2 separate regions of the Homo sapiens genome follow, and region 2 is linked to region 1. A link is a loop called in an ENCODE intact Hi-C map of the cell type or tissue named here. Cell type or tissue: body of pancreas. All regions are shown on one strand. Links, peaks and the distances in the headings refer to the core of each region. The heading gives the core; the rest is flanking DNA.

Evidence for each region. A loop is a pair of places that touch in the nucleus more often than their neighbours do. Peaks named below come from ENCODE experiments on the same cell type or tissue, not always from the same donor. Only the 100,000 strongest peaks of a DNase experiment are listed, where the experiment ranks them.
Region 2: it touches region 1 in a loop (2.2-fold over the local background); 54 of 110 quality-filtered maps call a loop at or near these places.

The regions. Positions count from the first base shown.
Region 1 is chr3:66,483,745-66,498,686 of GRCh38, forward strand. All of the region lies in intron 1 of LRIG1 (leucine rich repeats and immunoglobulin like domains 1), which reads right to left. Among named protein-coding and RNA genes, the nearest start is that of LRIG1, 9.8 kb to the right of the region's middle. RefSeq lists a silencer at 11,961-12,255. In body of pancreas, for the core only: no CTCF peak of the experiment used is centred there; a DNase peak (open chromatin) is centred at 9,117; H3K27ac peaks cover 7,844 bases.
Region 2 is chr3:66,435,264-66,450,205 of GRCh38, forward strand. The region is part of intron 3 of LRIG1 (leucine rich repeats and immunoglobulin like domains 1); the gene reads right to left. Among named protein-coding and RNA genes, the nearest start is that of LRIG1, 58 kb to the right of the region's middle. RefSeq lists enhancers at 452-1,042, 1,043-1,632, 5,940-6,687. In body of pancreas, for the core only: a CTCF peak has its summit at 7,106; DNase peaks (open chromatin) are centred at 7,238 and 7,768; H3K27ac peaks cover 6,851 bases.

The DNA of each region.
Region 1 (14,942 bases), core at 4,530-12,529:
ACGCGGCTCCAGCAAAAGAGCAGATGAGAGACCATGTCAACAGCTGGGAAGGGCACCGCGGGCTCCCTCGCCAAACGCAACACAGAGGAGAGCGCCTGAGCCTGGCCCACCTGCCAAGGACAGCCACCAGCAATCCAGCAGGGACGAGGCGCCCGAGGACCTCATGTGGGGACAGTTCACATGCACTGCTTTAACTACAAAGCCACTTCAGTGACAATTCTTGCATATGGGACTTTTCCAAAATTCAGAGAGACCAAAAAGACCGCCAATTCTAAATGTGGCAGGTAAACAGCCTGTCATCTTTTCAACTTCGGTTCTATTTGTTTCTTCTTTCTTTCCATTCTTCTAAGTTTCTCAACACTTAAGAGACTTTGGTGGAGGGTGGTGAGGGGTATAGGAAGCTACTAAACAAGCAAGGTATATTCAGGAAATACACAGATGAAGCCTGGGAGGTCTGAATTATTCTATCTGGCAGAGGTATTTCCACAGGACATACAGGACTCTACAGAATGAATGCCACTATCTCTATCTACACTGGTATCTGTCACGAGCATTTAATGTGTCACAGGCTTCACACTAGATTCTGGGAATACAATGGTGGATTGGAAACAAAGCCAGTCACTGCATTCAGGGAGCTTACAGACTAATGGGGTAGTCAGAAACGAATCAAACATTCACACAAAACTTCTATACATAGCACTGCAGAATCCTCACGATGGGAATCTAACTTAAAGGGAACGTCAGCCATGGTTTCTATGGGGAGAAACGTTTAAGACAGATGAACAGAAATCTGCAAGGCGAAGAGGGAAGACCCATTCTCCAGACAGAGGAAATGGTGGGTGAGGGACATGGGACATGGTGGTATTTAAAAAGTCTTTTTAAAAAGCCCCACGTGGTGGCTGGGACAGGTGGGGCCAGGTAAGAAGCGCGATGAGGGGCAGGTGGACAGTAACAGCTTTAAACAATGGGATTCATGTGCTCCAATTTGCAACTCTGCAAAGACCCCTACAGCTGGGGGCAAGGGGTTGCAAACAGATGTGAGTAAAAAGCTCTCTCCTCCCTCTAAAGTCTGCATAACAAAGTGAAATAGTAATGACAAAAAAAATTTAAGATAAAATTTATACTACAGGCTAGGCATGGTGGCTCACACCTGTAATCCCAGCATTTTGGGAGGCCGAGGCCAGCGATTGCTTGAGCCCAGGTGTTCGAGACCAGCCTAGGCAACATGATGAAACCCTGTCTCTACCCCCAAAAAATACAAAAATTAGCCAGGCATGGTGGTGCACACCTGTAGCCTCAGCTGCTCAGGAGGCTGAGGTGGGAAAATTGCTTGAACCTGTGAGGCAAAGGTTGCAGTGAGTCAAGATCACACCACTGTACTCCAACCTGGGTGACAGATTAAGACCCTCTCAAAAAAAAAAAAAAAAGGAAAAATTATCATACAAAATTATTGATAAATTCCACCTTTCTCCTTCCATCTTGCTGCTACATTCCTTTTCTTTTGAATGAAGGGTGGGGGCAGTGGGTCACTGGCGGCCACAGCACTCTCCCAGGACTACGTACATCTTACAGAGCCACAAATCCAAGGCATGCCAAAGATTTCAGGCGGTGCATAAACTCCATCAGCAGGCTAAACTGTTTATATGTTCTTGAGTTAAAAATACACCACTCGGGTCAGCGTTAACACCAGGGCCTTATCACCAAGGCTGTCTGTGAGCTGGTTACACAAGGCTGGACCATGACTCGCCCATCTTTTAGATGTGTCTCAGTCTGCAAATTATCTAACGATTCATCAGTGAGATGATCATAAAGCCAACAAATATACACGCATTTGAGAAAAACACTTTCCAAACCCAAGGATACTTTACTGTTTATAAATAGTTTACTTTTTTTGATCCCCAAGCATATAATATTCGCAGTTGCTCCAGAAACCAAAGGAACATGGAACAGGAACACAAACCACAACCTAACAGAAACAATAAACAACAGATGGCAAAACATATGTGCATGTTACCACCCCCTTTACCAAACAGGCAAACCAAAAATGGATCTGACACACACGCCTACCAACAAAGAAACACGCTCTTCAAGATCACATTCAAGACACCATGTATAGAGCACCAGCTGTACAGCCAGAACTACACTAGGTGCTTCAAGCCACCAAAGACCAATCGGCCTCCAGGAATTCAGAGACGTCAAAGGGAGGCCAGAAAGAAGGCAGTGCTAGTCTTACCGTATTTTCTTCTAAACATGTACACGCAGGTCTGAATTCTAACTGGCAAGTGCTAGACTCTAAACAAGTCATTCAACTACTCTGGGCCTCATGTATACAACAGAGACAATATTTTTCATAGAGTTAAGATGGTGATGATCAGTTAACACAGATATATCCTGCTGCAGAAAGGTACACTATTATTGCGACAGTTATAATAATAACATTATAGCTACCCTTCCTCAAGCTTCTGCTTGTGTGTTAGGCCCTGTGTTAAATATTTCATTTTTTTCCTTATAACAAGCTTAAGGAAGTCGGCACTACAATTATCCCCATTTTACAGAAAAGGAAACTGAAGTGGAGTAAATTGCCAAGGTCACCCAGGCAGCCAGGCCCCAGAGCTGCCTCTTAACCACCGTGCGTCATGAACCGCACAGCTGCTGCATCCCCACAACCATGGCCCCTCATAACCAGATGCCTGGAATGCAGGACTCTGAGAAGACAAGGACACAACATTATCTTCCCCTGAAGACCCTGAAATACTGCACTGCTCTGGGCTTTTCACTGGTTAGCAAGGCACCTGAACTTAAAGAGCTCAAGACAAACGCTTAAATTCTGATTCTCAAGTCACAATCGACTCAACTAATGATTCTGAATAGCTGATGTTTATGACTTTTTAAAAATGTCTCAAAACAAACGAAAAGGGTCACAATAAGTAAGTGTGGCTATCGTATTGTTTTCCATGTATGGACATGTCTATTTTAGGTATCACAGACTCACGTCCAATCACTCTGCCAATTTCACCTCAATGCTAGTATTTTAAACTCTGACTAGAATTTTCCAACTACACTGTAACTTTACGCTTTTGTGTTTCTTCTACATTTAAAAAGAATGCCATTTCCCAATATATAACTCCCAGATGTAGAATTCACAGATGATTCATCTCACAGAACAAGTGTTCTGAGACATCAGCTCCAAATAGAGGAAAAACTTGGAATTCCCTTCGCCCTCAAAGTAAAAACTTGCCTAGATCTGCTTTGCTCAACAAAGTTTGCTTTCAATTATATTTCCAAATTCTTCTAACAATAACTCCACGGCGTCTGGCACCAACACATCTGATTCTTTGAAGTGGTTCTCAAGCAGAAAGTAGAAAATAAGGAGAAATGGGAAAGGAAGAGAGGACTATCCATAATTTTTGTTTTAGGTCAAATATTCTCTCTAAAAGTTCTGACATATAAAATCAGACAAACCACAAGCTATGACTTCTCATTGAGGGGCCACACTGCAAGAAGCAACAGCAATTGAAGAAAGCCTCTGCATTTAGCCGCTGGCTCCAGAGGGGAAAACAGACCCTCAGCACAAAGAAAATGGCCTTTTACTCCTGATATTTAAATTCTAAAAACACTCCTATGAAGTCCTCCACACAGGCCAATCAGGAAAAATTACACTTCAGGGGTAAACCTCAGAACCCCTTAGAGAAACAATGAAACTGGGGGATCCGTTCTGCCCTGAAAGAATGTACCAAGCTCCAAGACAAAGTGGTAAGGCAATAAACAAATAATTATCAAGGGACTCCTAGGTACATGAAATTGAATGATCCCTGCTGCTTTCAAGTCTAAGTGGAGAGAAACACACACACACACATACACACATACAGGGATGTGTGAAGAGTTACCTAATCAGATAGACTCAGAGATTCCTCCGGGAAAGGACGAGATGTCAACAATAAATTCACCAGAACGAGACCAAGTGAGTAACAGGGAGAGTGTGTGACACTGACACACGAGGCTCGAAGAAGGGTGGGAACATCATTTGGCCTGTTTTGAGCTCAGAAAGCACAATGGAAAAAGGTCATCTTTGGTTCTTAAAGGGAGAATTTTTTTTGTAAAGTCTAGTTTTTTGGACACTCTATTCCTAAAGTAGTCCCTAATTGTTGTTAAACTTCTGTCAAGAAGTTCCAGACCACTAACTGTTCCTCCAACTTCATTGCATTTTAGTTGTATCCCCAAACAAAACTCCAAATTCCAAGAATTTGTTCCGGAAAACAATAATAAAAATAAAAATAAATTTTAAATCCGGAAGTTTCGTTTTATGAAAATTTACACGATAAAGAATGAGTGGAAGGAAAAGAAAAGCCCAAGAATTTCCACTGAAGGCACTAACAAATTCCACGTCGAAGAAAAGTGGACATCCAGAACAAAGAAAATAAAAGCTTCTAGATTCTCCATGAAAAGTATTTTAAGGAGTCCAATTACTGTCATAATTTTCAAGATTTTCAAAAACAGTGTAACTAAGAGGTAACCAATGCAAACCTAGGTAGATGGGTAAATTTAATATGAATTTGGCCAAAAACAGAGTCAGACTTCAAAATTAGAAAAAGCCACAGCCGGGCGTGGTGGCTCACATCTGTAATCCTAGCACTTTGGGACGCTGAGGTGGATGGATCACTTGAGGTCAGTCATGAGTTCAAAACCAGCCTGGCCAACATGGTAAAACCCTGTCTCTACTAAAAAAAAACAAAAAAAAAAAAATTAGCCTGGCTTGGTGGCAGGCGCCTGTAATCCCAGCTCTTTGGGAGGCTGAGGCAAGAGAATCACTTGAGCCAGGAAGGCAGAGGTTGCAGTCAGCTGAGATCACACCACTGCACGCCAACCTGGGCGACAGAGTGAGACTCTGCCTCAAAAAAGAAAAAGGAAGCCACTAGGCTGTACATGTTAATTGGCTGAGTTTCTATCTTGAAAGGGATACACGAAAGATCTCCCTGGTAAAAGGGATGGCAAGCTGGCCCAGAAAGAACAGGCAGTGCAGTGAGTAGCTGCCCTTCCTGTGGCCATGACTATAGAATGTGACAGGTGGCCCATCCAGTCCTTAAAGGCAGTTTCTCAGCATCATTTACAACTTCACTTATGGCAAGTATTCACTGAAGGACTGCCTGAGAAAGATGCTGCCTGCAGTGGCCCTGAGAAAGGACCCTTTGGGAAAACATGCCTGTAATTTATTTTCCTGGTTTTTTTTCTTTAAATTTTTACCTAAGTTCTTAAAATTCTAAATCAAAGATCGAAAGTGGATCTGTACCAGCCTCCACAGTTTTCTTTGGGCCAGAGGGGAAAAGGAGGTAAAAATGAAGGAAAGCACCACTTTCTTTGTGGAGTATTCACTCCTCCTCAATAATATCTCAAGGCTCACAAAAGGGTCCCTCATTGAGACTCTGCATGCACATACCCTTTTTTCTCTTTGCTGCTTATGGTATCCATCTGAGAATTTCACTCAGAAGTAGCAAACATTGGCCTAGCATGGTAGCTCACATCTGTAACCCCAGCACTTTGGGAGGCCAAGGCAGGAGGATCACTTGAGCCCAGGAGATCAAGACCAGTCTGGGCAACACAGCAAGATCCCATCTTCACAAAAAATAAAAACTAGCCAGGTGTGGTGGCACATGCCTGTAGTCCTAGCTACTCAGTAGACTGAGGTAGGAGGATCACTTGAGCCTGGGAGGTCACGGCTATAGTGAGCCATGATTGCGCCACTGCACTCCAACCTGGGTGACAGAGTGGGACCCTTTGTGTGTATGTGTGTGTGTGTGTGTGTGTGTGTGTCTAACACACACACAGAGAGAGAGAGAATGTTTAAGTATCCTAGATACAGATCAATTTAATTCTTACCATCCAATGAAATATAAGTTTACTCCCTTTTTGCTTCAATTAGAATAGAATCATGAACCTAAAAATGAGGGGTCTTAGAAATTATACATCCCTTTACAGACAGGAAATGAAGTGACTAGCCCAAGGTTATGCTGCCAATCAGTGGCAGAGCTGGGACGAAACCCCAACGTCTCCTGAGGCCCAGCCATGAGCTAGTTTCCCATTCTACCACATCCTCACTTTCATGACTTTAAGAAAATTAATTTTTTCCTCTCAGGTGAATCATTTTTATGCCTCTTTGGGCAAGCACCCCTTTAAGAAACTCCATGAAAACGTGGTCTCCTTTCTGTCCAGAAAGACATTCTGAGCACCACGACTTCACATAAAGTTTCTCCCAAGTAAATAATAAGGTCAGCCAATCTTTATTTTAGGATAGTAATGAAATGAATATAATTTACTCATTTCTAAGTATTGTTTCAAATGACCTTGTGAAAGAACCCAAAAATCTCCATAGAAGAGTCTCTGATTTTTCCATTGGGTAAAGCATAGCCCTGGATAAGGCCAAACCACCCAAAGCAAAGAGTCCTACACAGACTCCAAATCTGAGAAAACAATCAGAGGAATTTGGGATGAGGCAGATCTTAATAACTACAGGGCATGTCAGCTTGTTTTCTGGATCTCCCCTCCTCCAAGATGGAAGGAAACCCTGCTCCCTTCGAGCTGCAGCCTCTGCATCCATCACTTCATTGCATCAACAATTCACTTCCTGGAAGCAACGAGCTCTTCTGACTGTTTATAAGTTTTGCAAGCACTGGGAGCTTGTGTGCCAGAAACTCACACCAGCCCAGGTGGAGGGAGGAAACCACAGACACAGAGAAAAATTCTTCTTAATTAAAAATAAAACGAAAACTAAGACGGAGGCATGATGCTGGGTCAAGGTACCACCACACTGCTAAAACCAGATGAAAGAATGGTGTTCTCCTAATTTGCAGAACAGCACTTAATTTCATAGAATCTCTCAATACTAAGCTTTTCTGCCCCATAATTTAAAAAAAAAAAATGCATTGGAGCGTGCTTCCACTTTTCTAAACAGAGAACCCACTGTAAATGGTGTATAATCGGTTATCATATAAATTTAATTAAGCTTCACAGATCCACCAGTTTAACCTGACCATGTTGGACAGCTTTTAAGGCCACCGAACACTCCATAATCTACCTGGAATTTGATTTTCACAGATAGAAGATGGAAGTCATTCCAAAAACTAGGATAAAGTGAATGGAATTTGGAGGACTAGTAATTCCCACTCAGATTCCTAAATGAAGCTGCAGCTAGCAAAAAATCCATTCTAAAGAAGCCCCCTCACCAACAAAGTACCGGACTGAGGAGAAATTAAACTATGGACTTTTATAAAATAAAACAAACCATGCAGCAGCTACTTGGAGAACACATTTTCAAATCTGTGTGAAGTTTAAATCAAGCACAGAGGGTTCCAGGAACCTAGTTCTTTGCTTTTTGAAGATTTTTCTTACAGGCTGCCTCTAACTCTATTTAAAGCAGCCTCAAGTAGCCACAGCTGGAGGGTCAGGCCTTACAAAGTAAACAATAGTTAACTCAATTCAGACTCATGACTTAACTACAACCAACGGCTAATTATCCCTCTACTAAACAACAGTATCTGAGACATCACTTTTTAAATGATCTATTCCATTTCTAATTATGTTTGTTCACTAATGGATTTTAATCAACAATTAATAGCTTGGTAGAAACCTCCCAAGTAAGAGCTATGTGGAGAAAGTGGAAGGTTAATCAGAATTGCACATTCTGGCAGAGGACTAGCACAAAAGAGCTTGCTAAACACCTCCTACAAAAGAAAAAAAATCTGTATTTTGAGAACATATAAACTAGGGTGCACACAGAATGTGCCCAATAAACATTCTGTAAATATATAGCTTACCAAAACGCCCTTTGGAAAAACACAGTTAAAATGAATGTCAATTTTTTCAAAACTTCCAATTTCTTAAAACCACCCTACAGTAAATAGTATGGTATATAAATTATATCTCAATAAAGCTGTTAACTTAAAAAAAACCTATACATTTGCAGATAAAATGATATGCCTTTGATTTATTTCCAAAGAAAAAATAAATAAATAACATGGAAGGGCAGCAGCATATTGGGAAATAGATCAAATAAGACAGCTGATGATTGTTGAAGATGGGTGACAGATACCTAGAGTTCATTACATTATTCTGTCCACTTGTGTAGATATTTACCTTTCTCCATATTCAAAAGGTAAGAAAAAACACTCCAGAGCAACAGAAGTGAGTTAGTTTATTTAAACTACCTGCCTGCATATCAACTGTTCCCTTAATTCAAAATTTTTTCTAAAAGCTATGTATTTCAGATCATCTCTCAAGAAAAAGAAGCTGTACCTGCAACAGCTTACTTTCTAATCAGTTGTAAGTTTTCTCTAAGCAGAGCCCAGCTTGTTAATTTCTTGTTATCCAGCCCAAAGTGCTAATGCTTGAGAGACAAATGCTTTCAAACAAAAGAGCACTGGAACTACAAGATTTGAAACAACAGCAAGATTATCTATCCTCCAGTTCAGAAGTGTTCAATCCTTCTCATTGCATTTAACAGGCTATCATCAAGTAGGTAATCCGGAAGAAAAGAAGTTCAGTGCAATGTATGCTTTGACCAAGATAAGCAGTAAAATATTTCAATGGCAAATTATAAATTGGTGGAAGGAGCAAAACAGGGAGGGGGAAGCTGTTAAATGCTGCATAAAGGAGTCTTAGAAAATAAAGTTGTGAGTTGTTTTTTTTCTAATCAGCTAAAAAAAAGAAGAAAAACCCTGCATTACGTTCATCGTGTTTCTCAAAGTCCAGCTAATTCTGCTTGTAAGAGAGACCTTCACTCATTTCCTTCATTTTCTTCCCAATAATGTGAGATCTTGAGAATGCAGATCATAAAAGATAAGAGATTAGAACTTTTGACCACAAAAGTTCAAAAACTAATCAACGCAAAACACTTAAAAAGAGGCCATGCTTTCTTTAAACCCTCTAAATGTCACCTTTTGCCAAAACAAACTGAACAAGCAGTAATTAGAACCTGCATCCTGGTTCATAAGGAAACCAAAATGTATTAGGACTTGCAGAAATGAACAGATTGGTTGTTCGCACAATGGGCCTTACCGGTTATGCTAGATTAAATAGTAATAAAGACGAAAACAATCGTGGCCGTTCACGTGGGCAAGGCTGTGAATCATGGCCATTCACTGGGGAAGGAACTCAGGTACAGGTGCACAAGGAGTGATAGCAAACAGTAAACAGCTTTTCAGGTGGCATCCTTGCCAGATTCCTCAAATGACCCTGTGTTCCCCGCCTGTGTCCCCTACAAAGTTACTATGCAATTCCAAACAGACCAAAACAAATGAAAAATGTTCTTTGCATACAACTCCACAATTGTCTCCTGTCCTCCCTCCTCCCTCCTCCCTCAAGGTTTTCCAAAGAGAAGCGGGTACAGTGAGGATTCAGTTAGCCCTAAAGTCTGTAACTTAACCCTGTTTGGAAGAGCACACCTGCATTTTTCCAAGCTATTGACTGAGAGGTGCTACTTGCACCTTGGTAGGGCTCAGTTTCAATGAAACCCTGGGAAATAATAGGATAAAATGATTAGTTTAAGGGCCTCTCACTTCCCTGCCACCTTCCCATACCTGCCTCCCTTCCAAAAGGATAGTGGTAAACAGACATAACTATTTGTACAACTGGAATAGATTTATAAAATACCTCAATAATTTTTGCTAATTATATAATCTGTTGCAACTGTTCATAGCTTCCTGCCTGTTTGGCTAAGATTTCCAAGGGTACATGAGGTTCACTTGTGGCACTTCATACATATCACCAAAAATCCATGGGAGAAGGCCGCTTCATACATATCACCAAAACTCACAGGAGAAGGCTGCCATCTTCCCATTCCAAAAGACTCCTTCACAGCAGAAAGGTAAACATTTCCCAGGAAAGCCTCTGTCACCAGCAATCTGGCTTGGAAGCTGGGTGTGGTAGCATGAGCCTTCTAGTCTCAGCTACTCAGGCAACTGAGATGGGAGGACTGCTTGAGCCCACGAGGCTGAGGCTGCAGTGAGTCTTGATTGCACCACTGCACTCCAGCGTGGGCAACAGAGTGAAACCCTGTCGAAAGAAAGAAAAGAAAGAAAGAAAGGAAAGAAAGAAAAAAAAGAGAGAGAGAGAGAAAGAGAAAGAAAGGAAGAAAGACGAAGGGAGGGAGGGAGGGAAAGAAGGAAAAAAAGAAAGAAGGGAGGAGAGAAAGAAAAAAGAAAAAGAAAACAGAGAAAGAAAGAAAGAAAAAGAAAAGAAAGAGAAAAAGAGAAAGAGGGAAGGGAAGGGAGTGGGGGAGGGAAGGGGAAGGGAAGAAGGAAGGAATCTGGCTTGGAGAGACTGGCTGTGAGACAGGATAATAAATTGGAGCTACTGAGGCCTTTAACCTTCAAATTGTGCTCCAGAATCATCATAAAGTAGATGGACCCAAGTTGAGGAACCTAGCTAAATATAGGCATCATCTAACTTTGTCCTCACAGCTTCTATAAGATAGAGCATTTTTCTGTCTTTTTAGACATGAAGAGGTTTGCCCAAAATCACACATGTAGCTGTAGACTGGAGGTGCCAGGGATGGACCACAGAATTAACTTTCAACCCCTTCACCGCCACTCCTTAATGACGAGTGTGAGTTGGGTGTGACCACCAGCGGCAAGAGCCCCTGCATATTTAACACAGTAAAGGTGAGGAAAGCTTTGTCCCTAGCCCATTCTCTCCCCCAGTCAATAACCCAAATGGAGACCAGGAGACAGCTGGGTAGCAAATGCCCATTTAGAAGATATAAAGAACTAAAGGCAGGAAATGAAAAGTATAAAACCCAGTGAAATGGAGAAACAGCTTAAAAAACTGAAGGACTTCTATGAACAGATTGAAGTTATAACTTGTGTTTCAAAAGACTATGCATAAAGTACTTAGGTAAAAACCATTGATAACAAATTATACAAAATATAAGAATATAAGAACATATAAAGCAAAAAGCCTTTGTATAAGAAAAGTTCACAAGCATACCCACCACCCCCTACAAAAAAGAGACACAAATTGCCGACTTTCAACTAGAAATTAGACCATCAATAAACTGCAAATTTTTTCTGCAATCTTTATTGATCCATTCATTTTGCTTAATAAGAATGGTCATGTATCAAGTATTTCAGCAAAAAACTTCTCAGTCCTAGTCATAATTGGACAATTAATTGGTCAGTCGGGACTGCTCTTCTAAACTGTGCAGCTATATCAAATTCTTTGAGCAAAACATAAATGCAGGTCCCAGAGGTAAACTATTATAAAAATGTTAACCACTGGTCTTCAAAGTGCTCTATTTCTTTCCAGAGGAGATAAGATCTGAGTTTCTTACCAATTTCCACACTTTAACTTGAAACAAAAGCACAAGATAACCACATAACTGACATACAAGAACTGAAGCCATGAGGTAGATAGAATGAACCCTAGTGGCTCAGTGTCATGCTTAAGTCATAAAAAATAACAGTAACGGTCCCTAAATTTCCCACAGGCTGGTAAACACTGGAGATTTTTAGATATTTGCCCTTCCCTGCCTGGGAATTTTTCCTCCACCCGTCCTCCCTCCTGTCTCAAGACAATGCCATCAGCCTTTGAAACTGCATCCATTGTAAACAGCTCTGAATATTAACACGGCCCAGAGTTCTGTTCGCTTTTAAAAGACCCCCAGGGTTTCAAATTGCAGTCACTGAGGAGGGGGAACGTACCCAGTGAGTAAATGTCACATAGCTCATTCAAAAGGAATTGAAAGTTAGGCTTGCTCGTGAAACTTAAAGTCCTTCTACCTATGGGGTAGGTCAGAGGAATCCCTTTTATGTTTTAAACAAACGAGGAAAAGAAGAAAGAAAGACTCTGATACAACCAACATCCTTTACTGCATATAACAACTTTCAATTCAATGAATCCCTCTTCTAGATTTCCCTCTCCTGTGCATGCCACTTTTTAAATAACTATAGGCTATTTTAAACAACCTCCACCCAGCCTTCCTATCTAACAGACCTTCAGGGCTTTAGCAGGTGCACAGCACTGGGCCAGGTGCATTGTTAAGTCACACAAAACCCCAGTGCTCTCTCCTGCATTCCTGTCCACCCTGAAAGAGAGGAGGCTGAAGACTTTGCACCAAGGAGACACCCCTGCAGAAGCGGGAGAGGCCCTTTCATTGTGATCATGGTGTCTGAGGGAGAGAAAGGTCAGCCAGAGGCCGTCCCAATGGACTCAGGGAAGCTGCAGGGAGAACCCAGGCAAAGTAATTAACACTGGAGGGAGGAAAGCTTTCAGCTAACGGTGCAGAGCTGGGGAGATGGGACATGAGGACATCCACTAGGAACCAGCTCTCATCACACTACACTTAATTTTTCTTCATCTTTCTGAAGATGGTTCCGAGAATTACTGCTGATAATATGTTCAAAAGTCCAAAGTCTGTAAAATCTAGTAACCAAATATAATTATGCAAAGAGACAATACACTACTTTTTAAAACAGTCCCTTGAAAAGCGGGGCAGGAACAGTTCTGACATGTCCTAAAGGCAAGAGGGACATTGTGTGCCAATACACAGTTAATTTACATGGGGCGCTGGGAATCTCTGGACACTTCCTACTTTAGCAGTACTCAAAGAATAGATATTACGGCCACAATTTCATATCAGCAAGACTTAAACAGTGTGCCTTTTTCTCACGACAACCAATATTATTTGCCAGAAATCTCACCTTACTCAAAAAAAGTTGTCAGAGAGCTATCAACAGACAAGTTATCCCCCAACAAGAGGGAAGACACTTGTTGCAAAAGAAAAGGACTCTGAGCTCAAGCTAAAGTTCCCTGAAACTCTAAGAGCACTTGCACCTTTCAGACTGTATTCTTGGCAATTAACCTGTGTTTAAAATGCTCCCTATTCCAAACAACCCAGGTTCTTCCCTGTCCCACAAATCGGAAGACTTTTGTTTCAAAGTCTGTTGAGTTTAAGTGATATGGAGAAGGAAATATTTCAGGACCATCCATACAACAATCTACTTTAAAAAAAAAACATGAATCTCAGTTTAGGTTCCAGAACAATTTGGTGATCTGCACTTTAAACTTAATTTGCATAAACAGGATGGAAAGTATTTTCCAAACCCTTAATTCACAACACCCTGCACACCTGGGCCTTCCAGCACAGCTGTAAAATTTGAAAGACAAAGGCCCTCTTTGCTTCCCAACCACAATGGCAACCACAGTTGGTGTTTATTTTCTAAGGTAATCATAAGTACCACTTCTTTGCCAAAACTGGCAAGGTTAGATTTAAGCTAACTGATCTGGTATTGCAAACACATAGTACAAAGAGATCAAAATCAATAAACTCATCTTAATGTGGCTTAGGATAACCACACTTGGTATACACTTTTGTGAATATCCTTGCTTTAGAATGCTCTGTCATCTTCACTCCACACTGAGAACAAAAATCAGGGTTTGTTCTTCCTCTAGGCCTGCCTTCCTAATCCTAATCCCAATCCCAATGGGCTACCATTCAGCTCTCAGGACATTTAAACTAGCAACATTTTGTGACTAAACACTGCTGAAATTTACGGCACAGGTAAGAGTCTAAGGTAAACTGTATTTAATACTTCTTAAATAGCTTCTGAAGCCATGCTCTCAAAAATAATTTCAAAGAAAGCAAATATCTGAGTTCTAAGAAGTTCAACTTCTTCTCAGGTTCTGGGAAGTTGGAATAAGGCTTGGCAGTGGCTTGGTGCTATTTATGAATGTGCTAGTTGGACCATGCCAATCTCACCTACGTAATGGGCTGGGAGACTTAAATTATGGCTTGACTACTACAACTGTAAGTTATTGTGCTGAAAAGTTATCCTCAGGCCCCAAAAATGAACCGATTATCATTATCCATTCTGTTTCTTCTATTCACACTGCATTTACATTCACTATTTAAAAGTTTTATTTTTCTTATATCAGGCCTAGAAGCAACTTCCACATCAGACGCACTGTTTACAAAAAAAAAAAAAAAAAAAAAAAAGGTCCCATAAAGCCACAGGTCCTCTGCTATCTCAAACCCACAGCCTGAAGTTGTTTGAACTAGCTGCAGTAAATCCAGTTCATGGGTTTATAAACTAGCTCAAAGCATTTTCTAGACACCGTGGGCTTAGAGCGTGTAAACTTGGTGAAACTACAAGATATTTCATTATATCATATACAGACACTTTCTCCCCTAAAGTCTTGCTGAATCTTAGCCAGGAATACAAACCATATAAATACTCTTATGGAAATTCCAGAATAAGACTCACGGAGACTAATGATTTAAATTCAGAAGTCTGAAGTCTAGAAAAAAAGAACACATTTGCTTGATTTGTCCTTAATCAGAAATAAGAAAACTTCACAAATATTTTTCAAAGGATAGCCATTTTGCACTGCATACTGTGTTGCTACATACTAACCAGAAATCATGCTGCTCATATCTTAAAATCGAATCAGTCAACACCATAATCAGTATACTAAAGTCTACTGATGCTCAAAATACCCACTTTGGTATTTCTCGATCATCAAATGTGTGAGTAAAAGAGAAGGACTTCAATTTTGAAGGTATTTATGCCATGTGAAATGTCACTCCTAGGCAACAGAAAGCCTAAAGAAATAACCAGTATGTTTTGCTCCAAAAATTAAAGGGCAAGGCAAAGTGGATCTTGTGACCATAGGAAAGTGCAAATAAGAGGACACCCTGCCCTCTCTGGGAAGTTACTTCTGTGGAACTAAGTGCTTTCCCCACAATGCCACTGACACATGGCATTGGGAGTCACTCTTCCAACAGGTGAACACTTAAGAAGTTAATCTGATTTTGCCCACATGATTCTATTTAAAAAAAAAAAAAAAAACTACCGTATGTAAGGGAAAAATCACAATACCCCAGACTAAATAAGAGACTACCTAAGGACAATACTGGGCTCTATCTCCCAGTACTTCACAAAAGCTCTGCCTCC
Region 2 (14,942 bases), core at 3,420-11,419, 50 kb before region 1:
GTCAACCAGGGGGGGCTAGGCATGGTGGGTCAAGCCTGTAATCCCAGCACTTTGGGAGGCCGAGGCAGGCAGATCACTTGAGGTCAGGAGTTTGAGACCAGCCTTCCCAACAGGGTGAAACCCCATCTCTACTAAAAACAAAAAACAAAAAACAAAAATACAAGAATTAGCCAGGTGTGGTGGTGCATACCTGTAATCCCAGGTATTTGGGAGGCTGAGGCAGAAGAATCACGTAAACCTGGAAGACTGAGGTTGCAGTGAGCCAAGGTCACACCACTGCACTCTAGCCTGGATGGCAGAGCAAGACTCTGTCTCAAAAAGAAAACAAAAGACAACCAAGGGTGTGAGGGCAAGAAGTAAATGACTGTGGCCATAAAGGGGAGAGATCCTTGCAATGATACAAATATTCTGCATTCTGACTGCATCGATGTCAATATCCTGGTTATGAAAAGCTGTACAAGATGTCACCATTGGGAGAAACTGGGTTTAAGGGTACGTGAGGGATCTCCCCATATTACTTTTTTTTTTTTTACAACTGCATGTGAATCAACAATTATCCCTAAGTATCATTAAAACAACAATACAAAAGTGTCATGGCATTCACGGTGGAATCAGATGGAAAGTCTGGGGGAGTTCCCAGTGGAATCAGCCTTCCTGCTACTTTACTAGTCTCCAGCCATCCTTCAAACCAGCAGAAACTTACACAGTATGACTGAGGTCTCAGAGCCAAGCACCAACTACCACTGGGCTCTGTGTGATTTCTGAAATGTAGGGATATGCATGAACTGTTTAATTACTTCCCATCATTTAGGAAAGGGCTGAGGGCTGGGACTCCTAGAGACAAGGGTGTTGCTGATAAAGCTGAGGACAGCTAGCGTGGCCCTTGCCTGGCATCAGGGGTTGTCATCCAGCCCTGTGTCTTCTTCCAGCACTACTTGGCCAAGGAAGACGTGCCAGACGTGCATGCCCAGAAAGTGGCAGACGCAGGTTGCCAGACACCACACTCCCAAAGCATCATCCTTCGTATACTGGCCTTGGGAGGTGTTCCATGGAAAGGGTGCTGGGTGCAGGCAAGCTCAGGAAGGGGCATTTCCTCCCCCGCCTCTTGCAGACTCCCTCAGCAGGTCAGCAAAGAAAAGCGGCTTAGGAGAGATGATAACAACACCTTTCACTCGGCTTGCTTTGGCATTTGCTAAACTTACATGACCACAAAATCCTTTTCATGAAACGACCATTAACATCCCACAGAACAAGTATTCCAGGTGGCTCACTACTCACTATCTGTGGGAAACACCACGTCTCTCCCCCTCATTTGAGGTCAAAAGACATACAACGCAGAGCCCGGGGGTCTGGTGCCAGCCTCCAAATGAAGCCAAACTGTGACAAGCCTGCACAGGAAGAACTGAAGAGGAGGGGGGAATATATGCCTGTGGTAGCGAAGTCTAAACTTCATGGATGTGCATTTAGAGACAGGGAAGCAGCACTCTCTACTGCCAGGGGAACGTGAGGAGTGGATTTTATCATTCTCTAGGTCAGCACCTCTCATGCTCCCAAAATCTCCCTTCCTACCTCTGAAAGAAAATGAAAACATAATAGAGCTATGATGAAATGATCTTAGGAAGATCTCTGCTTGTCCTTGGAGACTCAAAGGGAACATCAAGCACTAAAGGCTCTGAAATGTTCTGCAGGAAAGAAAGGTGCTCACCTTCAACTCTGGGTTTTCTGAACTTTCTGAACACAGAGCACTCTTTTCCCCCTCAATGCCATCTACTGGCACCTCTAGAATCCAGGCACTCCTTAATGTCATCTTTTACGCAGCCTGCTGCACCTCCCTCATTTTCCTTCCGTCTCTGCAGTGGGGAACGGGTGGCATCTCCCAGCATGGGCTGGACGCCTGCAGGGATCTGCAGTGACTCTCCACCTTCGCTTCACAGAAAGCCTTTCCCAAACCACCTGCTGGCCCCTCAAACAAGCGAGCAGAGACTGGGAGAGCCCTTTTTTGACACATCTGTGGTAAGGTAAGAGCAATTTCTCATCTAAGCAAACAGAGGCTTGAAAAGCTGCTGCTAGAACATGGCAGAACCAGGACTCAAACCCCAATAATGAGCCCTGGGGGCAAGCCCTGTCCACCTCTGGGCCAGGCGGCCTCTCACATGGCAGTTTCCACTAATACTTTTTCTCCCTTGACACCCTGCCTGCCTCTTCAGTAAATCCAGGCAAGCAAGACTTATCCCCTGGCTGGAGAGCCACGCCCTCCAGCACCCCTCAGCAGGCCACTTCTACTATAACGTGCCCAAGCCTGTCTCTCCACCTTGAATAAGTATCTAAAACAACCTAGTGTCTGCCCCATACCCCACAATCACTTATCCTTAAGATGACCCTTCCACTTGGTCCCTCAGAGTCATTCATCCATACATGGATGGGATGCCTGCTACATGCAGCTGCTGCAAGGAAAGACGGACGTGGCTACTGTGCCATCAGCCCCTCACCCCAGCCCCAGAGGAGACAGAGGGATGTCATAGGTGCAGTGGCAGAGGGGAACACAACATCATGGGGGGAGGAGGTCAGAAGAGGGGCGGCTATTCCAGATCAAGGTAGCAAAATGAAGCAGGTACAGGATCCAGAGACACACCCAGTGTGGGCTTTCCTTACGCACAATTTAGAGGTGGGAGAACAGGAAGAAATGGAGCCAGGGCCAACTCTGAAAGAGCTGGGACTTTGTCCCATAGAGGATGGGAAGCCACGAAGGGACCCTTCATTCATGTCTTCGTCAAATATTGATGAAGGTACTTCATTGGGTGGCTGGTGTGGAGTGGGGAGGGATGAGGGCTGCCTCAGAGCCACATCTGGATGCTTGGGAGCCAAGGCCTTGGGGAACCCCTGTAGAGATGAGATGCAGGGCCCAGATTTGGCACCGGACCCGAAGGGCCTGCTAGGGTGCTACCCCCTGTCCCACTCCACGCAGACTCTGCAACATAGAGCACACAGCTCAGCCGGCCTTCTCCACAGAATTCATAAACATGTGAGCCTGCCAGGAACCTGGGGCCCCAGAACTACAGGGTCACCCACAACAGCAGTTCTCAACTAGGGATGTGAGTCTGTTCCAAAGAACATACAGCCCAGGCCTCCAGTAGGGAAGCAGCCATGTGTGTTTTTAACCCTGGTTGAGTATGGTTGATACTGAACCAGCCCCTCTCCTTACAGGTGAGGGAACAGAAGTCACAAAGAGAAGTGTTTTGTGAAACGTCCTATAATGGATCCATAATGTCAGAGTAGGGACCACAAGCCAAGTGCCCTGACACTCGTTCCTCTGAACACTACTGGTGCTAACAAGGGGGAAAAGGCCCTGTACACTCCAGGAAGGGATGTTTCCTCCCAGTTCCCAAGAGTTGGAATGAGCCTTGGGTTACGTCCCGACAAGAGGACGGTGAGAGGGCTTCCCCTGCAGCAGAGATACCACTGCAGAAATTCCAGCACCCAACTGGAGGTGAGCAAAAATGGACCAATGCCCTCTACTGAAATGCCCACAAAGGGATGGCGCTGTGAGAGGCCACCTGGTCCTCACCACTATGCCAACAACTCACGCCTTTTGGCTTTCTCTTCCTAGAGGTGACCCATGAGGCCACCAAGGCAGGGAATGCACATCTCTGCCATATCACCATTTCCTTTGATGACGTATTGAATCTCTCAGGGACTACAGCTCTTTTCCAGGGAATGGGGGAAAGTGAAGACAGGCACTGGGCTCTTACTTGGAACCAAATAGTTGCTATAGCATCACCAAATCAGGGTTCTCGTTAACACACACTAGAGGAGAGGAAGACAGAGCAGGGGCCAGCCTAGCCCGTGAGGAAAGCCAGGTGGTGAAAGGGTTTATCACAGCTGTCTGCAAGGCCATGGGGAAGGGGAGCCCCTGGAAGAACTGCGCCAAGGCCTCCCCGGGCCCAGCCCACGAAGCCCATGCTGGCTTTCTCAACACGCCAGCTCTCATTCCGATTGAGAAGAACCCAACAATTACGAGGCAGAAAAACTTCACTATGCATGCTGATAACCACTGTTTTTCCCCTTATAAAAAGTACATTTGATTTGCAGAAAAGTCACATTCTAAAAAGTCCAAGGGGAATTTTTTTTCTCATTTCCAAAGTTCTACTCTTTGCAACTTAACCTAGCATCCAATTCCAAACACAACCTTCACAAAATCCCATTATACAATTATCCAACTCAATTTTAGCACCAGAACTTTGCTATATTACAATAAAGCTTTTGGGTGAGATCCTTCAGTTTCTATATCATCTATTTACTTTTTTTTTTTTTTAAAAAGAGCCAAGTCTTACTTTTGAAGTTATAAAGAAAAAGGTGTTTAAGGAGCTTAGAATAAGTCAGTTTTGCCTATTGTTTTACTATAAAGAGAGTTTTTTCCACCATCATGGTGGGACATTTCTGACATATAGGTAGAATGCAAATGACAGTTGGGTGGGCTATCAGAAGAAAGAATGACCCAGATAAGGGGCAAATCCACAGTTGAATTCTGTGATCTCCAAATAAGGTGGGCAGGTCTAATCAGACCAAACACCCTCACCCGCGCACCACCAAAGCAACTTCCTCATCACGCTGTGGCTAACTGCACAGTATCTTCAAATTAAATCAACAGTGAAAAGAGGTAAACTAAAACCTCTACTAGGGATCCCCAGAGTCCTAAGTACTAAAATGAAGGCCAGCCTCAATATTTATTTCCCCTCCACCTGGTGAGAAAGAAAGAGGGGGAAAAAAAGGAGTGGAGGGAGGTGGGGGAGCCTGGGTATTTTAAATGATAGTTATGAGAGGGGAGGAGACAAGAGGAGGAACAATGCCTTTCAGTTGCAATTATCCAGCTGTGGCTTATTAAAGCTTTTGGCTGCACACTGAAATGACCTGGAGAGCTTTTTTAAAAAACCACCACAACGCCTGGGCCCAACACTCACCCCCTCTGCTCCCCAGCCCACTAACTCGAGGTTTTGATTTAACTGCCCTGAGACGTAGACATCTAGATTTTTTTAAGCTCCCTAGGTCATTCTACTATGAGTGAGAGCCACCGCTTAAACATTTGCCTAGCACTTTGCTGCTTGCTGCACCTACCCCAGGTAGAGAAACAGAAGATGACAAGAGAGGAGAGAAAATAAACTCTGCTGCTGTCCTCAACAGCTCCCGTAAGAGGAATGAACAGATACATATACGAGGGTTTTCTGTAAGCTTCAACTGGTTTATAGGAGGGTGAGCCATGATGGATATCTGCAAGTAAGATCCATTTTTATGGGATGTAAATAGACCCCTCTCCAGTCTCCAATACCAGGCGGCCTCCAGGGTTCAGTGTAGACAGCAGCAATGCCCCTCAGAGCACAGCAGCAAAAGCAGGCTTGCCTTGCCCACAACCCCAAAGGTGCTCAGTACAAAGCTGTCAGAGATAGCAAGAGTGTCTAACACTCAGTGCACGTTCAGTATATACCAGACACTATACTGAGGACACATACTGTTTAGTTAATCCTAACCACCACCTTATCAGCAAATATCATTTTATGAGTGAGAAAACTGAGGCCTGAGAGAACCTGCCCAGGTGACATAGCAAAGGTGATGCAGGCAGGACTCAAACCCAGATCTGATGGATACAGAGCCTTCTCTTAACCACTGTGCAAAAATGCCCCCTCTCTATAAAGCCCACATGATGCCTGAATCAGCGTAAGGTGAAGAGATCCATTTGTACCTACCTTTGTCCTACCGCTACGTGGAAAAGGAGCCCTGCTATTTACAAACTAACGTCACAGCAGCTGTCCCCGAGGAAAAAAAGTATCAGAGCCCCCAAAGAGACTCTACAATAGGACAGCTAGTTGGGCAGAAGCCAGTGGCCCCTGAGAGGGCAGCCCATGAGTACCTCTGGGGCTGCACACTTCACAGCACACATTTCACCTCCTGGTTGATGAAGTTGGGAAGAAAAAAAACCACAAACTGGCACCTTTATTTCAGCTGTTTGGGTTTGAAAGGCATCCAGGAAGTGAGGAAACTGCAGAGGAATTTGCCTTGAAGTGATGTCTTCGGGGGCAGATAGCCACTATCCGAGAATCTACTGGCACAATCGAACACGTTTGGGCTCTGCCGAGACCTGACGACAAGAGTGTTTTTCCTCACTGTACCTTTCACAGATGGCCGGCATAATCAGCTCTGAATTGACATGAGAGAGAGAGACAGGGAAAGATAGTAGGGGGAAGGACCTTCTGTTACTTCGCATCAGTGAAAGAAAATCATACCAAGAGCTACCCAAAGCAAGTTCACCTCGGGTCAGAAAGAGGCTTTTAAAGCAAGGGCATTACAGAGGCACGCAGCACCACTTTGGGAGATGCATGCTGCATTTGCAGGGTAGGAGCCTCTGACTCCACACTCCAGAGTATCATCGAAGCCTCTGGGCCACAATACCAAGGCTTCCCACACCTAGTACAGTTTGAAATGTCAGCACTTAAAATGACAAGACCCTTCTAGGCACCCAGACCACATACTTCCAAGTGTACAGTGAGCATAAGCCCCAGAGATGGAGAGAAATAACAGGATCCAACTTTGATGCTTCCTTGCTCTGTGACGTTGAGCACGTTACTTGCCGTCTCTGTGCTTTAGGTGCCTCATCTGTAAATTGTGCTTAACAGATCCTGTGTCTCATAGGACTGCAGAGGTGACACAGTAAGACAGGTCCCGGGAAGTCCATAGAGCAACGCCTGCCAATATCAGTGTACCATATATGCTGACGGTCACTATTTTTTCTTCTCAAAAGGCTGAACAATACAAGATTGCTGATGTCTGACCACTACTGAACAAAACACAAACAGTGATTTCATGGGACTCAATATACTGAGTCAACTATTCTATCTTTAAAAACTCTTGCCTTTAAACAAGCAGGGGGAATCCAATATTCCCTATGTATGGCCCAACAATGACAGGCCTTATGAAGGAAAGGCCCGGCATAAACACAAACACATTTCTTCCACTTGGGCTATAAAAGCTGAAAATGGCTCCCAGGTGTGAGCAGACACAATAGGCCCTGCCTTCTCTGCAAGGTCACCACACAGGTCAAAGTCAAGCCAGCCATTTTCAGATTAGGTGCATATGCACATGAGGCTTCCCAGTGGTAACTGGATTACAGAAGCCACCTGCAGGAAGTGAGGAGGGGGAGGAGGAGGAGGAGGAGGAGGAGGAAATGGTCCCAGTTGGAATGAGACTGTTGATATGGGCTGGAGCCAACCCCTTTCACACGGGAGATTGTGCAATGACAGAGCAGCTCCGCTTCCCGGCTCCATTTCAAGCAGCCCTGGAGGGTTTTCAGCACTCACTGCTGGAAGAAGCAGCACTTCCCCTCCGAGACCATCCACTGCTTCTCCAACATTGGGGAGCAACCCGGGTCCCCAGTGGATCTTGGGCTATATTTAAAGCTTGCATGGTCATCAGGAAAAGGGAAAGAAAGAGAGAAAGAGGCGGGCGGGGTGGTGGAAAGGAAAAAAGCCCTACGCTCAACAAAAGCTACCGAGTTTCCAAAAGAGGCAGTGATCTCTGTGACCAAGCTCCTATTCCATGGGATCTCCCCTTCCTCGGCTCCCCCAACCCCACAGCTGGTGTTCCCTTCACTTTCTCAGCAAATGACTTGCAGATGTACCTCTCATCTGGCTGGCTCACCACCCCCACTCTCAAAGAAAGGAGAAAAAAGGAAAGAAAAGAGAGAAGGAAAATGACAAGTCATGACTGTGTAATTTGGCAGGCTGGCTGCGGAGGCCACAGCAGCTCTTTTCCCAGCGAAAGGCTTGCTTAGACTGGGGGCAAGTGGCAGTCTGCACTACGGAATCCCTGGGAAGTTTCCGGGACAGAGAGCTGCTTTCTTTGTAAATTGGGTGTTTAATTTTCTATTTTGAGGCTCCTTGGTGGTATCCAGCATCTGATGAGGCTGCAGTTCTAAGAACTGCAACAGCGGCCTGCTGGCTCTTCATAAAAGCCCGCCTGTTGAAAAAGAAAAAAGGCAGGGAAGGGAGGGTATGTGTTGGGGGCAGGGGATGAGTGAGGGGCGGGGGATGAGTGAGGGGGCGGGGGATGAGTGAGGGGGTGTGTGTGTGCACAAATTGGCCTAAAGATGGAATTAGCCATGTCCTTTTGGTATTCCTCTGAATGCTCCTCCAAGTACCCACTGTGTTGGCTGAACATTTAGGGTGTTACTTACACCTGTAACTTACACCTCTGTGTAGGGGAAGAGAAAGGAGGTTTGCAGAACAGGGAGCCTCAGCTAAAATGTCACTTCATCTGGGAAACTTCTCTGTCATGTGACCCATCAGTGACGGGCAGTGAGGTGCCCCTTAGACATTCCCCAGCCCCTGTATGACAACTGTCTGTTCACCCATCTTCCTCTGCAGCTAGACTGCCAGTTCCTTGAGGGCAGTAACTCCAGGCCCATAGGACCCGATCTGTTTGCTCACGAAAGGCCTTGAGTGGGGCATGTGCTGGCCAACTTCACAGCAGCCGTGCAGAGGAACCCACGGTCTCCACCATGAACCAGCTGAGACTTCCTCCACATTTTCATCTCTTTTGCCCACTGTTGACCTGACCACAGTTCCCAGGCTGGGAAAATGGGAGGAGAGTAATCTGGTCATAAACAATGCAGTGCTAGGAAAGGGCAATGGGGCAGGTGGGGACCCCAGTAGGGTGGGGGAAAAAATGCCCACCTTTCAGACACGCCTGTTAACTTCCATCTGGAAAAAGAGGTGGCATTCAAGTCTTAGCTGAGGATAAAGACTGATCAGATACGAGTGACTGATAATCAAAAGAAAGGTAAGTGTGCTAAAACTGACTCCTGCCGGGGGAGAGGGGATGCTCACCTGTAAGCAGAGCTGCCAGCACCCACCGGCTGAGAGAGTAACAGGGCTCCTGCCACGTTGGGCTGCTCACGAAGCGCTCTCCACCTCTACAGCAGCCGGTGAAGGTCTGCTGGGCAGACTTGAGTGGTCACCAACAAACAGCAAATTAAGCACAAGCAAATATGTAACAGTCATGGGCCTCCAACCCTGAGCCACCCAGGTCTGTTCTGTCCGTGGTACTGGAGCTCACTCTGCCCACTGCCCCAGAGCCTTTCTCAGAAGCCATTACCAGGGCCATAGAGCCCCACTGTCCCAAACAAATGCCTGCCACCACACTGGTGACATTAGGAGTGGAAATTTACTGTCCCCCAAGGCCTAAACAGCTTGGTCAGAACCGACACATGAGCCTTGGGGCTCCCCCCAGCCCCATATGAGCCCCAGGAGTGGTTCTCAAAGCCACCTGGCCAGCAGCAGTGGCATCATCACCTGGGAACTCATGAGCAAAGCAAATTCTCTTGTCCCATCCCAGACCCGTTGAACCAAGCCAGAAACGAGGGTAAGACCCAGTGACTTGTGTCTCAGCAAGCCCTACAGGTGGTCTACCAGTGAGCAGAGGCTGGCATCTCCCAAGGGAAAGGGCATGAGGTTTTATCCAGAAGAAACAATCAGTTCACATCAACAAAAATCTGTGCAAACAGGGAAGGAAGTGAACACATCTTTGAAAACTCAGAAGAGGACCAGAACTTTAGATAATTATATATATATATATATACACACACACATATCTGTATCTATCTATATACATATATATACATATATACACATATATATACGTGTGTATATGTATGTGTATATATATAATTCCTCCCTGTTGTGCTGGTTTTTTTTGACTAGGCCTGTATCTTCCCCCTTTAGCATCTGGGAACCAAAACAGCTTCGGACTACCCAAGGAACAAAAGGCATTCACTTGAACTCAGCCTGGGCCTTTTAAAACAGCTTTGCTCACATTTTCTTCCTAAAGTAGCTGGAGTCATTCACTCTTAACTCCACACTCTTAATGAGAATTCATTTTATTGCCAGAGCAATAAAATGCCTGTAGCCCAGGTAAGGTTTACTTTTACACTGACGGTTTACTTTTACCCAAATGGTAAAAGTAAGGTTTTTTTTTTTTAAAGTAAGGTTTACTTTTACCCAAACGGACTGGCCATCCTTCAATAGTAAAGCTAAATCAGGTTGCTACGCGGGGGAAGCCTGTCCAAAGTAGCATGGGGACCTATATACTTGTTTTCATATTTTCTAACACCCTTGATTAGGTCCACTCTTAATCTGGTGACTGGTGGAGGGACCAGCAGATAATTCCTCCGAAGGAAGGATGGGGCAACCCTTGGTCTTGGGGAGAATCTCTACGCCCACCTCGACTGTACACACACCTATGGTGCCCACAGGTCCAGCTAGGAATAAATGCACAAAGAGCTCCACCATCTGAGATTACCACTCAACTTTTAAAGACAAATTCTTATTTCATCCCTCCAAAGATAAACATCACATGGAAAAATGTTTCACATCAATTCTTTATTATGCCAGTGAAGGATGCCTTTCTTCAGGAGATGCAACATGGAGAAAGTTTTAAAGGCAGGCAGTGAAGAGAAGGACAAGACGTCTCAACCCAGCTCCTTAGATGGAGAATAAGTCTGCCCATCCCCACACACACATGCAGTGGGAATGCCAGCCGCTGCCTGTTCCTCAGTATAATCTCACCTGTGCTTCAAGCCTGATTATTAACAACCTTAGCTCAGATCATGAGGCCGAGCCTAATTTTCCGACGTTGCACTCCAGGTCACTTCCAGCTTGGGCCTTCTAAGGGACTCTCATTATTCCCCCCAGCCCTGAGCTGCAGCAGATCACAGCTGCCTCTCTCTAAGGCTCACTCTTTAATTACACTTTAATGCGAACTGATCTTTGCATTAACGAGCCTGTAAAGAAGATTGATTTCGCCCCTCTTTTTTTCCAGAGGGTTTGCTAGGTACTCAGAGAGTTAAGTATTCCTATTGACTTTACTTCACCAACAGATCCAGCCAAGAAGAGGGCTCAGGCCTTTGCTGCCTCAGATCCCTCCAACCCCACCCAGGGCTTCGTCCACTCTTCACTCACCCCCGGGGAAGGGGGAAGGTGACCACCTCCCCGCTTGGTCACAGGTAGGACACCGCGTTTCTTTCCTTCCAAGTTTTATTCTCCAGAAATTACAACAGAGGGCTGTTAAGTATCCTATCCTCTCCCGCCCACCCGCCTTTTTTTTTTTTTTTTTTTTGAGAAAGAGTTTGTTCTTCTCTCCCAGGCTAGAGTGCAATGGTGCGATCTTAGCTCACTGCAACCTCCGCCTCCCAGGTTCATGTGATTCTCCTGCTGCAGCCTCCTGAGTAGCTGGGATTACCTGCACCTCCCACCACTCCTGGCTGATTTTTGTATTTTTAGTAGAGATGGAGTTTCGCCATTTTGGCCAGGCTGGTCTCGAACTCCTGACCTCAGGTGATCCACCTGCCTCAGCCTCCCAAACTGCTGGGATTACAGGTGTGAGCCACCATGCCCGGCCTTCCTATCCCTTTCATTTAATCACTTCTCTTCAGCTAAGAGGTCACAGCAAAATATAGTTAAAGCCACCTCAGATATTTTATTAAGTTATTTATAAATGAAGTCTTCCAGGTTCATTTGTTAACATGAGAGAAAAATGCTTTCCTCAAAAAAAAAAAAATTAGTTTTCAAATAAGTGGTTACCAGGGGCTAGGGTGAGGGATATGAGAAGTGACTGTTGAAGGAGTATGGGGTTTTTTGGGGGGCGGGGTGGGTTGGGGGGTGATGAAAATGTTTTAGCATTCTGTAGTGGTGATGGTTGCACAACACTGAGAACGTACTACAAGTGGCTTTTAAATGGTGAGTTAATGGTAAGTTCATTTTTTTAAATTTTCTGATTTTTTTGTGAGTACATAGTAGGTGTATATATTTATGGTGTACAAGAGCTGTTTTGAAACAGGCATGCAGTGTATAAAAATCACATCATGGAGAATGGGGCATCCATGCCCTCAAGCATTTATCCTTTGTATTACAAACAATCCAATTACACTCTTAATTATTTTTAAATGTACAATTAAGTTATTATTGGCTATAGTCACCCTGTTATGCTATCAAATAGCAGGTCTTCATTCTATTTTTTTGTACCCATTGACCAGCCCCACACTGCCTCCCCATGTCCCTGGGTACATTTATCTTATCTCATTAAAAAAAATAGTTTTCAAAAACATTTTTTCAAGATTAGAAGTAAAAGGCATTTCAATGTGTTTTCAAATGCAACCTAAACCTAAGGAATTTTAATAGCAATATTACAAAGTCACAATTAATTGTGTGCCCCTAAGTTTTGCCTAGGTCTTCCTCCTGGTTGAGGACACAGGCTGTGGGAGAGCAAATGACAAGGCACCATAAAGGGATGAAGTCTAGAACAAACCAGCTGGAGAAGTTGTTAGGTAGACAAGGCCAACCCTATGGGTAATATGCTACAGTCCATGCACAGGAGACAAAAGCTAAGACCAACTATACCACATACATTTTTACTCCCAGGACTGAAAAATTCAACGATTTCCACTGTCACCAATCTTCTCGACAGTACAAGTGCAGCAACACCACCGGAAAAACAGAGATTTTTCCTCAACAGAAATGTCATTGATGCATCAGACAAAATTACTGTTGCTGTGGGAATCGTAACTTGAGTGTCCTGGATTTTAAATTAAAAAAGAAAGAAATCTCAAACGTGAAAATCCACTGGCAGCTTCTGCCCCCATTTAACAAAAGTCTGTTTCTTTTTCTCGGCACTATTTTATGAAATTAGCTCCCTCACCGGAACCCATTCTTATTAAGAGCTTTCCTTGAGTTCTATGCTTTCTGTTTATTAAGGACAAATGGCTCCGGCATTATCCTCAGAACACAATGCAAATAAATCTGTTCTTTGACAAATATGTTAACTGAATTAGATTCCTTTAATCAGAAAGTATTAACCAACTGAAATTTTGCTCTATGACTCCAGTTCCCAAAACTATGGAAGTCTCTTTTGAAGACCTGACAGAAAAAGCCAGGTGCAGAGCAATGCCTCTTCCCATGAGGCTCTCCCAATGGTGCCACCCAGCTTGGGAGGGCTCTGGTGTCTGGAAGTCGGCTCAATTCTGCATAAGCAAAATGAAACACAGAGAGAAAGGGCCAACTTCCAGAGGCAAAAGTCCATAATTATAGGTGTCCAAGCTGAAAATTAACAAACCCACTACTTCTGTGAAAAGACAGAAAGCAACAACAGTGGTTATTGGTCAGAGGGTAACTATGTCTTTTGTGACATTATTGCCCCTACTCTCAACTTTCGGGTCACAAAGAGAATACACAAGCTTCGAGGGTACTTCTACCATCTGCTTCAACTTCCTCATCTGAGAAAAAAAGTAACGTATGTATCCCAGGTCACAACTACATTAGAGACAGCAGGACCCACACCTAGCCCTGACTTTTCTGTGATGCATCTACCTATAAACTTGTCCCAAGAAAGTTGTCTGGGCTCCTGTCACTCACATGGCCTCAGCAGACATTTGCTCTATTCTCTCTGCATATTTTGATTATTTTTTTCTGATCCTCTGTCTGCCCACAAAAACGGAATAAGAATTTGAGGATTAAGGACTATAAGCATCTAACTATTAACTACCACATTTTCAGACGATGTGTTGAGGCTTCTGCTTCTCCCTGGGACAGCCTCTGGGCCACAACTGCAGGGACACAAAAAGTGCCTACTAAATATTTACAGAACACGTGACACCCTTCAGTTCACTAGTTCCGAAAAGTAAGAGACACATCAGCAAAACCTGCTGTTCAAAACCTGGATGACTGGAATCATCATGTGGATGGGGCTGCTAAGTCTTCTGCCTTCATTGATTAGGATGAGGAAGGTGGTTCTTTGGGCTGTAAAATGATGCTCATCCACTGCCTGCTCTGTTGTTTTCTCCCTTGTCCTTTGCACGGTCCACTTGGGAAATACAGAAAAGGCATGAAGCATTATCAATAATCCAGCTGCCCAGATGTCATGCTGCTAACCTAACTTGCCAGCACTGAATCCAGGCATCCAATCTAAGAATGGGGAACACAGGCACCTCAGAGAAAACCAAGATAAAGCCCCTTCGGTTTCTGTCATTTCAGAGAAATCACTGACCAAGTCAGATGGTGCCCAACTTCAGGCCAAAGAGCTGGCTGCCAGTGCTAACCTGCATTTTCCAAACTGAATCCAAACAGGGAGTAACTCTCTTTTTTTTCTCTCCTGCTTTACATACTTCAATGCTGTCTAATGGAATAGCAGGAACAAGGCCAAACAGCCCCACTTCTCTTGGCACTTGGGCCAAGGAACAGAAATGTATTTTTAGTCAGCAGAGCAAGGTGCAATTCTAAGTGCCACAGGCCCGTGGGGCAAACTGGGGGCCCTGCCTGCCTCTGGCACAGTGTGGTTCAGAGTCACCTGCCACGCTCCTGCCCCGAGTGCATGGGGTTAAAGGAGTGATGCAAAGGCGTTTGTGTCTGGTCTCAGTTCCACCTCTCACTTTTACAACTTATAAGACCTCCAGGGAGGCTCAGTTTCCTCTCTGACAACACAGAGATATTCTCTGTGGCCCTAGCTTCCTCACTATGTGAGGAACAAGAGCAGTTACATCAGCATTTCTCAAACTTGAACTCGTGGACAAACGGCCAGGGCCCTTGTTAAATGGAGCTTCTGATCCAGTAGTGTTGGCATTAAGCCTGAGGTTCTGCATTTCTAACAAGCTCGAAGCTAACTCAATACTGATGGTCCATGACCTGTGCTTTAAGCAGCAAGGAGCTCCTAGCATCTTCAAGTGCTTTGCTTTATGGACACACAACAGGTTATCACATCCCTATCAGCCTCACATAAGACGAACTCATTGATTAAGCCAAAAATTAAACACCTTCCAGATGCTGGGCCCACAAACCAAGTGGGTACAAAATAAAGTCAGACCTTTACCCATCAAGGGAACAAAGGGCCACAAACCTTCCTTCCAGCAC